Linked DNA regions of Homo sapiens: region 1 is linked to region 2. A link is an interaction called in ENCODE POLR2A ChIA-PET data of the cell type or tissue named here. Cell type or tissue: HepG2. All regions are shown on one strand. Links, peaks and the distances in the headings refer to the core of each region. The heading gives the core; the rest is flanking DNA.

Region 1 (5,383 bases), core at 257-5,256, 330 kb before region 2:
TGGCTAATTTTTAAATTTTTTACAGAGATAGGGTCTCGCTCTGCTACCCAGGCTGGTCTCAAAGCCCTGGGTTCAAGTGGTCCTCCCACCTTGGCCTCCCAACTCTTCCCTTTGTAAATTATCCATCCTGTGGTGTTCCTTTACAGCAACACAAAAAGATTTAGACACTCCTACTCTATTTTCTCTCTGATGGTCCGGGATATACTTGTTTTGTTTTTAACAGCATTTTTGGATATATAATTCACATATCATTTCATTCATCTATTTAAACCGTACAATCCAATGGTTTTTAGTACATTCGCAGAATTGTAAAACCACCACCACCATTGACCTTAGAACATTTTCATCACTTCAAGAAAGCCCAAACCCTTCCGTTATTACCCTCTTCCTTCATGTCCTCCCATCCCTGAACAAGCACTAACCTACTTTCTGTCTCTAATGATTGACCCATTCTGGGCATTTCATATAAATGGAATTATAAAATATATGGTCTCTGTGACTGGCTTCTTTCGCTTACTGTAATGTTCAAGGTTCATCCATATTACAGCATGTGTCAGAACCTCATTTCTTTTTATGGATAAGCAATTGTATGCATATGCTACATTTTGTTTATCCATTCATCCTGTAATGGACATTTGGGTTGTTTCCACCTTCTGTCTATTGTGAATATTGCTGCTATAAACAGTCATGTGCAAGTCTGTGTGTGAACATGTGTTTTCATTTCTCTTGGGTAAAATACCTAGGAGTGGAATTGCTGGGTGATATGGTAACTCTATATTTAACCAAACAGGGAACTGCCAGAATGTTCTCCAAAGTGGCCATACCATTTTACATGACCACAAGTGGTGCAGGAGGAGTCCAATTGCTCTACATCTTCAACAACCAGAGTGCACGCATTTGCCTATCTATCACCTACACCTGGGAATATAAGTGGCCTGAAGGCTGGAGGTGCTCACCTCTGTACACGTCTCCCACCTTGGAACATAGTGGACCATGCATAGCAGATGAATGAGTAACATCCCTCTTCTTCTAGAAACTAGCATAGCACTCGGCAGAAGAAGGGCTTGCAGGCTGGGCACAGTGGCTCATGCCTGTAATCCCAGCACTTTGGGAGGCCAAGGCAGACGGATCATGAGGTCAGGAGATTGCGACCATCCTGGCCAACATAGTGAAACCCCATCTCTACTAAAAATACAAAAATTAGCTGGGCGTGGTAGTGCGTGCCTGTAATCCCAGCTACTCAGGAGGCTGAGGCAGGAGAATTGCTTGAACCTGGGAGGCAGAGCTTGCAGTGAGCCAAGATCGCACCACTGCACTCCAGCCTGGCGACACAGTGAGACTCCGTCTCAAAAAAAGAAAAAAAAACAAAGGAAGGACTTGGAAATCGTTGAAACTTGCAAAGTCTGGTGGTTGTGGAGTCCGTTTGGCATGCATCCAATGTGCATTTAATTTTAGGCTGAATTTAAAATCGTTTGTTCTCCTCCCTCCCCCAACACACACACACACACTCCACACACACAATGAAATCTCGCTCTCTCATTTAATTTTCACAACTGCAAACAAATCTATGAACTCACATCAAGGTCATGGAGCCAAACCCTATGGCAAGCAAGGTGGCTTAGGTGTGCTCCACAGTCTGTCAAGGAACGCTGGGATGTGGCAGTTGTATTAAAGACAGGGTTAAGAATGTCACACCTGCAGGCACAGAGAGATTTTTTTGTGCTCATTTCTTTGGTTGAACTCAGAGGATCTGCAAATCAGGGCAGTTGGTCAAGTGATCTGGAATCAAGTCCAGACTCTATTGTTTACCATTTGTGAGGCTCTGGACAGGTTATTTTTTCTTTCTGGGCCTTACTCTTCTCATGCATCAATGGGAATAACAATGTTTACCCCCAGAGCGTTATTATTAAGTATGATAATATTTTTATTTTTATTTTGAGACAGGTTCTCACTCTGTCGCCCAGGCTGGAGTGTAGTGGCAGTGGTGTGATTATGGCTCATTGAGCCTCAACCTGCTGGACTCAAGTGATTCTCCTCAGCCTCCTGCGTAGGTGGGACTACACGTGTGTACCTCCACACCTGGCTGAAGTTTTTAAATTTTTGGTAGACATGGGGATCTTACTGTGTTGCCCAGGCTGATCTCAATCTCCTGAGCTCAGCGATCCTTCTGCCTCAGCCTCCCAAAGTCCTGGGGTTACAAGTGTGAGCCACCAAGCCTGGGCTATTAATATATAAGTATAAGGATTAAGTGAACTGATATATAATCACCCCTTCAGTAACTCCCCTCCCACTTAAAATAAAATCCAAGAAACCAGGATGTCTGGTCATTCTAACTCTAGATTACTTTGGACTTCAAAGCTCCTATGCAATAATGATGCCTGAAACCTAGAAGAAAAGGACCAGAATTCCAGAGGGTCCAAACTTACTTTCTGAATTCTGCCAAGGAGAAACAATATCCTATACACAGCTTGGCAGCTAAGGGAGAAGGCAGCCATGGTCCTTATCAACAGTGACCATCTATAGGATCATCTAAATTGGGACGCTCGTATGGATACAACAGATACTATTAATAATCACACGGGGACCGCAAGCATTAACCAGGACAGTCCTGGGCAAATTGGGCTGCAGGCTCACCCCAGTGTATCTATTTGCAGAATCTGGAGGGCGGGCCTCCTCAGCAAGCCTCTGGCGCATGTTTGAACTGCTCTTAAGCTGTTAAGCACTAAGCGCTGTCATCAAAGTGTTTTTCTGATAAGAAGCTCGAAGTCCACTGAGAAGAATCCAGTTGAGATAAATGGGCTCTCTACTCTGTGTCCATGTTACGGTTTTCAAGGTTCAATAGTTACCTGCCTAGGGTCTCCTCTGTAAGTCACCAATAACCCAGTTTGATTGTATTAAAAGCGCTGGAGTTTCTTAGGTCAAAAAGAACTGGCATAACTGATGTAGAAATAGCAGTTATTATTTTCCCAGCAGCTCTTCCACTCCAGGCACTGTTCTGAGTCATTTCAGCATCGTGATCTTTCTTGGAGGTGGTCGTTGTTAGACCCATTTTACGAGCGAGGACACTCAGGCTCAGAGTAAATAAGGAACTTGTCCGAGGTCACACAGCCTATAAGGGGCAGGCCTAAGAATCTGAATCTGGGGAGGTCTGACAGCAGGTCCTGGGCTCTTTATCTGTGTGGCCTCTTTCTTGTGTGGCGGTCTTTGATCTGCATCTCCTGGAGCCCTTGGGTTAATTGATCTGTCCATAGGAATCCTTAACCAGGTGTCCACGGACTCCCAAGCAGTCCTGGGATAGAATTTATGATACATTGATTAACAAACAGACAAACAAACAAAAACACATATATACTCTAATCTGCATTTTCTCATTTTTCCCCTTTCTTTCTTTTTTTTTTTTTTGTTTGAGACAGAGTCTCGCTCTGTCGTCCATGCTGGAGTGTAGTGGCGCGATCCTGACTCACTGCAACCTCTGCCTGCCAGGCTCAAGCGATTCTTGTACCTCAGCCTCCTGAGTAGCTGGGACTACAGGCGTGTGCTGCCACGCCCAGCTGATTTTTGTATTTTAAGTAGAGACAGGGTTATGCCATGTTGGCCAGGCTCGTTTCGAACTCCTGACCTCGTGATCTGCCCACCTTGGCCTCCCAAAGTGCTGGGATTACGGTCGTGAGCCACCACGCCCGGCCTATTTTCCACCTTTTGAATATAGGCAAACCACAGCAGAATTAGCAGTCCTTGAGACTTTGTTGCCAGTGGAAACCAGATATTTTCATCTTACACCAGAGTTACAAATAATAGGAAGTATCCTCTATAGTTATTGCTATCTCAAAATTACAGTTGTTAGAATCTGCACTGCATCTTGTCACTTAATGTGTTAATAAAAATGCACACATATTACCATATTATACATTTGTTTTAACATTTTTAGGGGAACTGCATTTTAATGTAATTGGATTTCTTTGCAAGCCTGTGCATTTTTTTGTCCTGAGAACGGGATCACAGGCTTCCTCAGACAACCAACAGGGTCCACGGTACAAAAAGATGGAACTACTGCAAAGAGTTGACGAATGGGCCAGTTAGTAAACAAATCATTCACTCTTTATGTGCAAAATTTTATCTAATTTCTCCATAACATCACCAAAACTTGCACATGTAAGTAGAGAAAGCCTTAATGGAAATTTCTCATTCATTTATTTCTTTTCTTTCTTTTTTTTTTTTTGAGACGGAGTCTCTGTTGCCCAGGATGGGGTGCAGTGGTGCGATCTCAGCTCACGGTAACCTCCACCTCCTGGACTCAAGCGATTCTCCTGCCTCAGCCTCCCGAGTAGCTAGGACCATAGGCACATGCCACCGTGTGTGGCTAATTTTTATATTTTTAGTAGAGACAGGGTTTTGCCACGTTGGCCAGGCTGGTCTCGAACTCCTGACCTCAGGTGAGCCACCCTCCTTGGCCTCCCAAAGTGCTGGGATTACAGGTGTGAGCCACCATGCCCAGCCCATTTATTTCTTAAATGGATGTTAATTGGGCACCTCCTGGGTACCAGGCCCTGTGAATGGCATGGGAGATACAGGAGGGGACAGGACAAACATAGATGAAAGCCCCAGCTTTCGTGGAGCTGACATGATAAGCGGTCAAAGCAACAATCAAACAATAATCGTACATAGAATTAGCTAACCCAAGTGTGACGAGCTGTGGCAGAATGCACTGAGAATTCTTTAACCAAGTACTGCTTGGCCAAGATCTGAAAGATGATCAAGTGCCAACAGGCAGAGAGTTTAGGCAGAGCAGCCCAGGCTCAGCACCAAGGAGCTGAAGCCAGTTCTCTTAGGCCAACCAGAGCCAACTGTTAAATTTTCAGGAATTTTGTGACCTGATTGTTAAACATAGCCATTATTAAAATGGTTATATAAACTTACAATTAAATAAATTATATTGAAAATAAATATCTCTAGCATGGCTCTAGAGATCTTAACAGGTGGATACTGCTGTATTCTTTTTTTTGAGACGGAGCCTCGCTGTCCCCCAGGCTGGAGTGCGGTGGCGCGATCTCGGCTCACTGCAAGCTCCACCTCCCAGGTTCACACCATTCTCCTGCCTCAGCCTCCTGAGTAGCTGGGACTACAGGCACCCGCCACCAAGCCCGGCTAATTTTTTGTTTTTTAGTAGAGACGGGGTTTCACCGTGTTAGCCAGGATGGTCTTGATCTCCTGATCTCGTGATCCACCCGTCTCGACCTCTCAAGAGACTGCTGTATTCTTATACCGTGCAAGGATAATGGAACCCTCCCTCCCTCCCTCCCTCCCTTCATTCCTTCCTTCCTTCCTTTTTTTTTTTTTTTTTCTGAGGCGGGGTCTTACTCTGTTGCCCAGGCTGGAGTGCAGT
Region 2 (5,383 bases), core at 112-5,111:
CTGTGTCAGAATGAATTGAGCTATAATAACTACTAAATTGACTCATAAGGACTTACACCAAAAGGAGATCTATCATCCTACAGAATTAGAAATGCAGAGGGAGGATGGCCCTGAGGATGGTTAATTTAGCAGAAACCAACATCACTAAAGATTCAGGAAAGTTCCATCCTCTTTTTCCATTTTGATATCATTGAAGCCGGGAGTTCACTTTGTGTCTTCGTTTTAAAAACCAGGAGAACCCCAGAGCCCTAAGAACACCTTCCCTCACAATTCACTGACCAGACTCAAATCATATGCCTCCTACTGAATGAAGAGGAATAAAATTATCAGGGATGGCCAAGGCTTTAAGCAAGACACGAACTCTAAGGATGCCGATGGTCTGTACCTACTATGAGAACCTGATATCTGAAGTTAGGATTCCACTGGTAAGAAGAAAAAGGGATTGGGCAATGGCTAGTGGGATACACTTATCATATCTACCTGATACACATTTTCTTTATATTTATTTGTGCAAAAAGAAAAACAAATTCTCTCCCCTTTCTGCTTAGACCAGGGAGGTCCAAGGTATTTGGAAAGAGGAGAGGTTATGCCAAGTAAAAACAAGCCCACAAACCTCCCTAGGAGAGACACACGCATACCTTCCACATCCGGATCAGGGTGCTGATGATGATGGTGATGGTGAGTGGAAAATCTCAAGTTCCCCACATCTGCCAAAGTTGGAGCAGCTGCTACTAGGAGGGCACCAGATGGTAGGTCCTTGCTTCCTGTACTGCTCAGAGTCCCAGCAGAAAACAGAATTCCATTCAGATGTTTGACCAGAGACTTTTTTCTTTCCTTTTGAAATTATACTTTCAGTTCTGGGATGCATGTGCAGAACATGCAAGTTTGTTACATAGGTATACACGTGCCATGGTGGTTTGCTGCACTCATCAACCCGTCATCTACATTAGGTATTTCTCCTAATGCTATCCCTCCCCTAACCCCCCAACCCCCGGACAGGCCCCGGTGTGTGATGTTCCCCTCCCTGTGTCCACGTGTTCTCACTGTTCAACCCCCACTTATGAGTGAGAATATGAGGTGTTTGGTTTTCTGTTCCTGTTTTCATTTGCTGAGAATGATGGTTTCTAGTTTCATCCATGTCCCTGCAAAGGACATGAACTCATCCTTTTTTATGGCTGCATAGTATTCCGTGAAGTATATGTGACACATTTCCTTTGTCCAGTCTATCATTGATGGGCATTTGGGTTGTTTCCAAGTCTTTCCTATTGTGAATAGTGCTGCAATGAACATACATGTGCATATGTCTTTATACTAGAAGGATTTATAATCCTTTGGGTACATACCCAGTAATGGGATTGCTGGGTCAAATGGTATTTCTGGTTCTAGATCCTTGAGGAGAACCAGAGATTTTTTTTAGTTACTATTTCTAAAGGCATGGGTAGGTTAAGAAAACTAGCAAGGGAGGATGAGACACCCAAGACTAACCACCGTGCGAAGTCATAAGGAAAGCTTAGCCTGAAGGGCCAAGAAGATGAAATAATTTTTGCAGATGCTAAGTGAAACTGAGGCAGTGAAGGAGGGGCCTTTGGGAGGAGCTGTAGCCTAGAGGAAGGAAGCCAGTGCCAGACACGTGGCCAGAGAGGCCATAGAGGCAGGGCTCTGATCTCTCTCACTTCTCAGCCTCTGATATCCAGCTGGTGCCTGCTTCCATTGGCTGAGCCCAAATGTAGGCACTGGCAAAGGAGCTGGAGCCCAGTGATGCCCATGTGGAAGGCAGCCTCTCGGGGCTAGAGGAGGGCAGAGACGGATCTAGTTGGGAGGACAAACAGATGGATGGGCTGATGTGATCCCAGACACGCTCCTCCAACTAGGGCATTCTTTCTCAAGAGCCTCGATTCCAGGCAGAGCCACATGGCGTCTCAGAGTCAGTGAATCCACCCGCAGTCAGCAAAGGAGCGCCTTTGGCTTTGTTTTGCTTCTGCATGGCTTGTCTTTTATTCTTCTGCTCAGCACTTCTCCTTCTCCTCATTTTCCTCTCTCCTGCTTTTCTCTTCTTTGTCTTCTGTCTTCTTCTTTGTCTTCTGCTCAGTATCTCTCTGATTCTTGAAGCCTTTCTCAGCCTAATAAGGGCCCTAAACTTCCACTGGAATCATGGAGAGCTCTTTTCTGTCCTTTTTTATTTTTTAGTGAATAAGAGTCAGATTCAGGTAGGACAGGTTTAATTTTGAAACTTGAAAAATTGCTCAGGACTTCCTCTTCAGGATATGAGCATTGGTCTTAAATATCAAAAGAAAACAAGATTTTTGGTAGGGTTCTTTTAGATAAATGCTTACTACTTACAACATATAGGAAGAGGAAAAAAAAAACAAAAAAGTGATAAACATTATAAATAGTGTATTTCTTCACTTCCTTTAACCATCATTTGCATATTTGTGCCCAGTGTCCAATACTAAGTGTTGCTTTCACCACTCAAGTGACTCTTGGGACCTGTCCTGAGAGCTGTGGTTTCAGGCTGGATGCAATGAAGTCTTTCCAATTGTTATACAATTGACTGTGAGCTACTTAAATCTGCCACTTATTAAGAATGACTGGTTATGAATCATCCCAGTTCCCAAATATGATGATGAATTTGTGATTACTCTGCAACAGTTTTCAAAACAAGATCTCATACCTTTCATCAGGAAGAGGGAAAATGGTTTCATTTTCAACACAGGAATTTGTTTCCCTGGTTGAGACATAAAACATGTGTCTTAATGGTTCTGCAATGTGCTGGGATTTACTCTGAAAGGATAGTGATTCACGAAGAGATGGAGTCGGGTTTCACATCCTTTGAAGTCTAGGGTTGCCCAATTGCAGTCATGGAGCAACATGCAGCTGAGAATAAGAGCCAACTGTTCCTGAGTTTGTCTTTAACGGTTAAACATGCCTCATGTGGTGTGTCAAAAGCTTATAAATTCATAATTGGGGCAAGGCTGCTGTGGGTTTAGTTGCCAATAATGTGTTGATGTTGGGTTCAGAGTGCCCAATTAGGATGGAACATAAAGCAATGCATGGCAACGAATGAATATGAGATCACTCATGTTTCAGTGGAATTTTCTTTGAAGATCCACAAAACTGGAGAAATGGCTGCCCGGATAACGCTGACATCACCATGTGGCCATATTCAGAGGGCTGAAGAAGTCCTGACAAACTAAAGTGGGGTGCTTCTGAAGTTCCCTAAATAGGATTGGATAAAGTGTAGGGATAGAGAGATGGTCACATGCAGGATTCCTTCCCACCTCCTTCCTGTCATATCAGAATACTTGTTACTGTGGCTGAAGTGACATTTCCATCCAGAAGCCAGGATCTGGTTTAGCTGTGCTTGTCTTCCTTCCCGGAGCTGAGTCATGAATGGCAGTTTGGGATCCTCCAAAGTGAAAGGTGTCTTTTGTTCAGCCACTCGAGGCTGCTCTCTCACTGTGCTCAGTTACAGTTTAACTGGCATTTCCTTGTCAGTACTCTGTGCTGTTGTGTAAAGCAGATTCAAGCTATTCTATTTGCTTCTTCTTATTTGTCCACTCACACAGTCACTATTTATGATGATCCTTCTATGATGAAGGCACTATTTGAGATGCCTGAAAACACAAAAGTGAGCAAGATAAACGAGGTCCTTTTTCTATTCTATTCTTGTTGAGGAGCTAGATAAGTAGGCAAATGGACAAACTAATAAAATAATTTTAGACAGTGCTATGGGATATGAAGGGGCTAAGAAGGGATGATGGTGTAACATAATTTGTGAGAGTTGCGCGATGGCCACATTAGATGAGGTGGTTCTCTCTGAATATGTGAATTTTATCCTGAGATCTAAAGAATAAGAAAGAGTCAGCAATGGAATGATCTAGAGGAAGAGTGTTCTGGGTAAAGGACTCACAATTGGAAGAGTCCTCAGGCAGGGAAGAGTGTTCTGGGTAAAGGACTCACAATTGGAAGAAGTCCTCAGGCAGGGAAGAGCTTGGTTTATTAAAGAAACAACAAGAACATCAACAGAATCTGTGTGGCTCTGCTCCATGAGAAAGAGGGTGGGGGATAGGGGACTATGTCAGAAAGCAATGGGAGCTGGTTATGCGGGCCATGGTGAGAAGTTGGGATCTTGTTCAATCATAATCCACCCAACTGTGTTTTCACTCCCTATACTTCCACTCTTCCCTCCCTATACTTTCTCTCTTCCCTCCTTATCCATCTCCTTATCCATGGTTTATCACTAAAATCACTCCCTTGAAAATATCCTGTCCTTTGGTATGAGTTATCTATTGCTGTGTAACAAATTAAACAAAAAATTTAGCAGTTTAAAATAAGAAGAATTTGTTATCTCACACAGCATTTGTAGATCAAGAAACCAGGCTGGCTTAGTTGGGTGATTCTGCCTGTAGGTATCTCATGAGTATAGTTATCTAAAGATCATACTGGGGCTGGGGGGGTTCACTTCCAGGTTGACTCACTCACATGCCTGGAGAGTTAGCCCTGGTTTTTGGCAGGGAGCCTTAGTTCCTTGTCATGTGGGTCTTTCCATAGGACTTGTTGAGTGTCCTCATGGTATGGTGGCTGACTTTGCCCAGAGACAGTGAGCCAAGAAAAGGGAAGGTGAAAGTCACTATGTCTTTTAGGATCTAGTTTTGAAAGTCATATATCATTGTCTTCATAATATCTAAGTAGTCCTAAAGGCTATCCATACTCAGTGTGGGAGAGGAGAAAATCACACAAGGGCATGAATACCAGAAGACAAGGACCATGGCAGGTCATCTCGGAGGCTTGCTAACACACCCTATCACCCTCCTTTGTTCAAATCTTGCAAAACCTCAGCCCTGAGAAATCTAAAGCATGGCGCTAACATCTAACCCATTGAAAAGCATACCAACATGCTGAGTGAACTCATTTTAAGTTCATGACCACAGACATCAAATGAAACCTTAGTGCTGTCTGACTATCCTTCTACATGCCTCTAGGCAATTTATTCTTTTCCTAGGGTGACTTTCCCATATCTTCATCTCTTTTATACCTGGTCTCATTCTTGGCCAAAGTAAAATAGAAGCTATCAGAAGAACAATTCTACATACTTCCACCAACAAATTACCAACCCAGCTATACCCATATACTCTACCTTCTCACCTGTCACTACAGATGGTCAGCTTTTGCTTCTATGTATGTGTTTTAATGTATTAGTCCATTTTCACACTGCTGATAAAGACATACCTGAGACTGGGAAGAGAAAGAGGTTCAATGGACCCAGCAGTTCCACATGGCTGGGGAGGCCTCACAATCATGGCGGAAGGCAATGAGGAGCAAGTCACATCTTATGTGGATGGCAGCAGGCAAAGAGAGAGAGCTTGTGCGGGGAAACTCCCGT

What was found. ChIA-PET counts read pairs that join two places held together with the same protein. Peaks named below come from ENCODE experiments on the same cell type or tissue, not always from the same donor. Only the 100,000 strongest peaks of a DNase experiment are listed, where the experiment ranks them.
Region 1: POLR2A ChIA-PET joins it to region 2 with 5 read pairs; 1 of 35 experiments calls an interaction of 5 or more read pairs at or near these places.

What each region holds. Positions count from the first base shown.
Region 1 is chr20:53,798,297-53,803,679 of GRCh38, forward strand. No RefSeq gene overlaps it. Among named protein-coding and RNA genes, the nearest start is that of BCAS1-AS1, 110 kb to the right of the region's middle. RefSeq lists a silencer at 820-1,020 and an enhancer at 3,000-3,501. In HepG2, for the core only: no CTCF peak of the experiment used is centred there; DNase peaks (open chromatin) are centred at 1,559 and 2,735; H3K4me3 peaks cover 1,163 bases.
Region 2 is chr20:54,130,145-54,135,527 of GRCh38, forward strand. No RefSeq gene overlaps it. Among named protein-coding and RNA genes, the nearest start is that of CYP24A1, 41 kb to the right of the region's middle. In HepG2, for the core only: no CTCF peak of the experiment used is centred there; DNase peaks (open chromatin) are centred at 2,807, 3,447 and 4,487; H3K4me3 peaks cover 1,045 bases.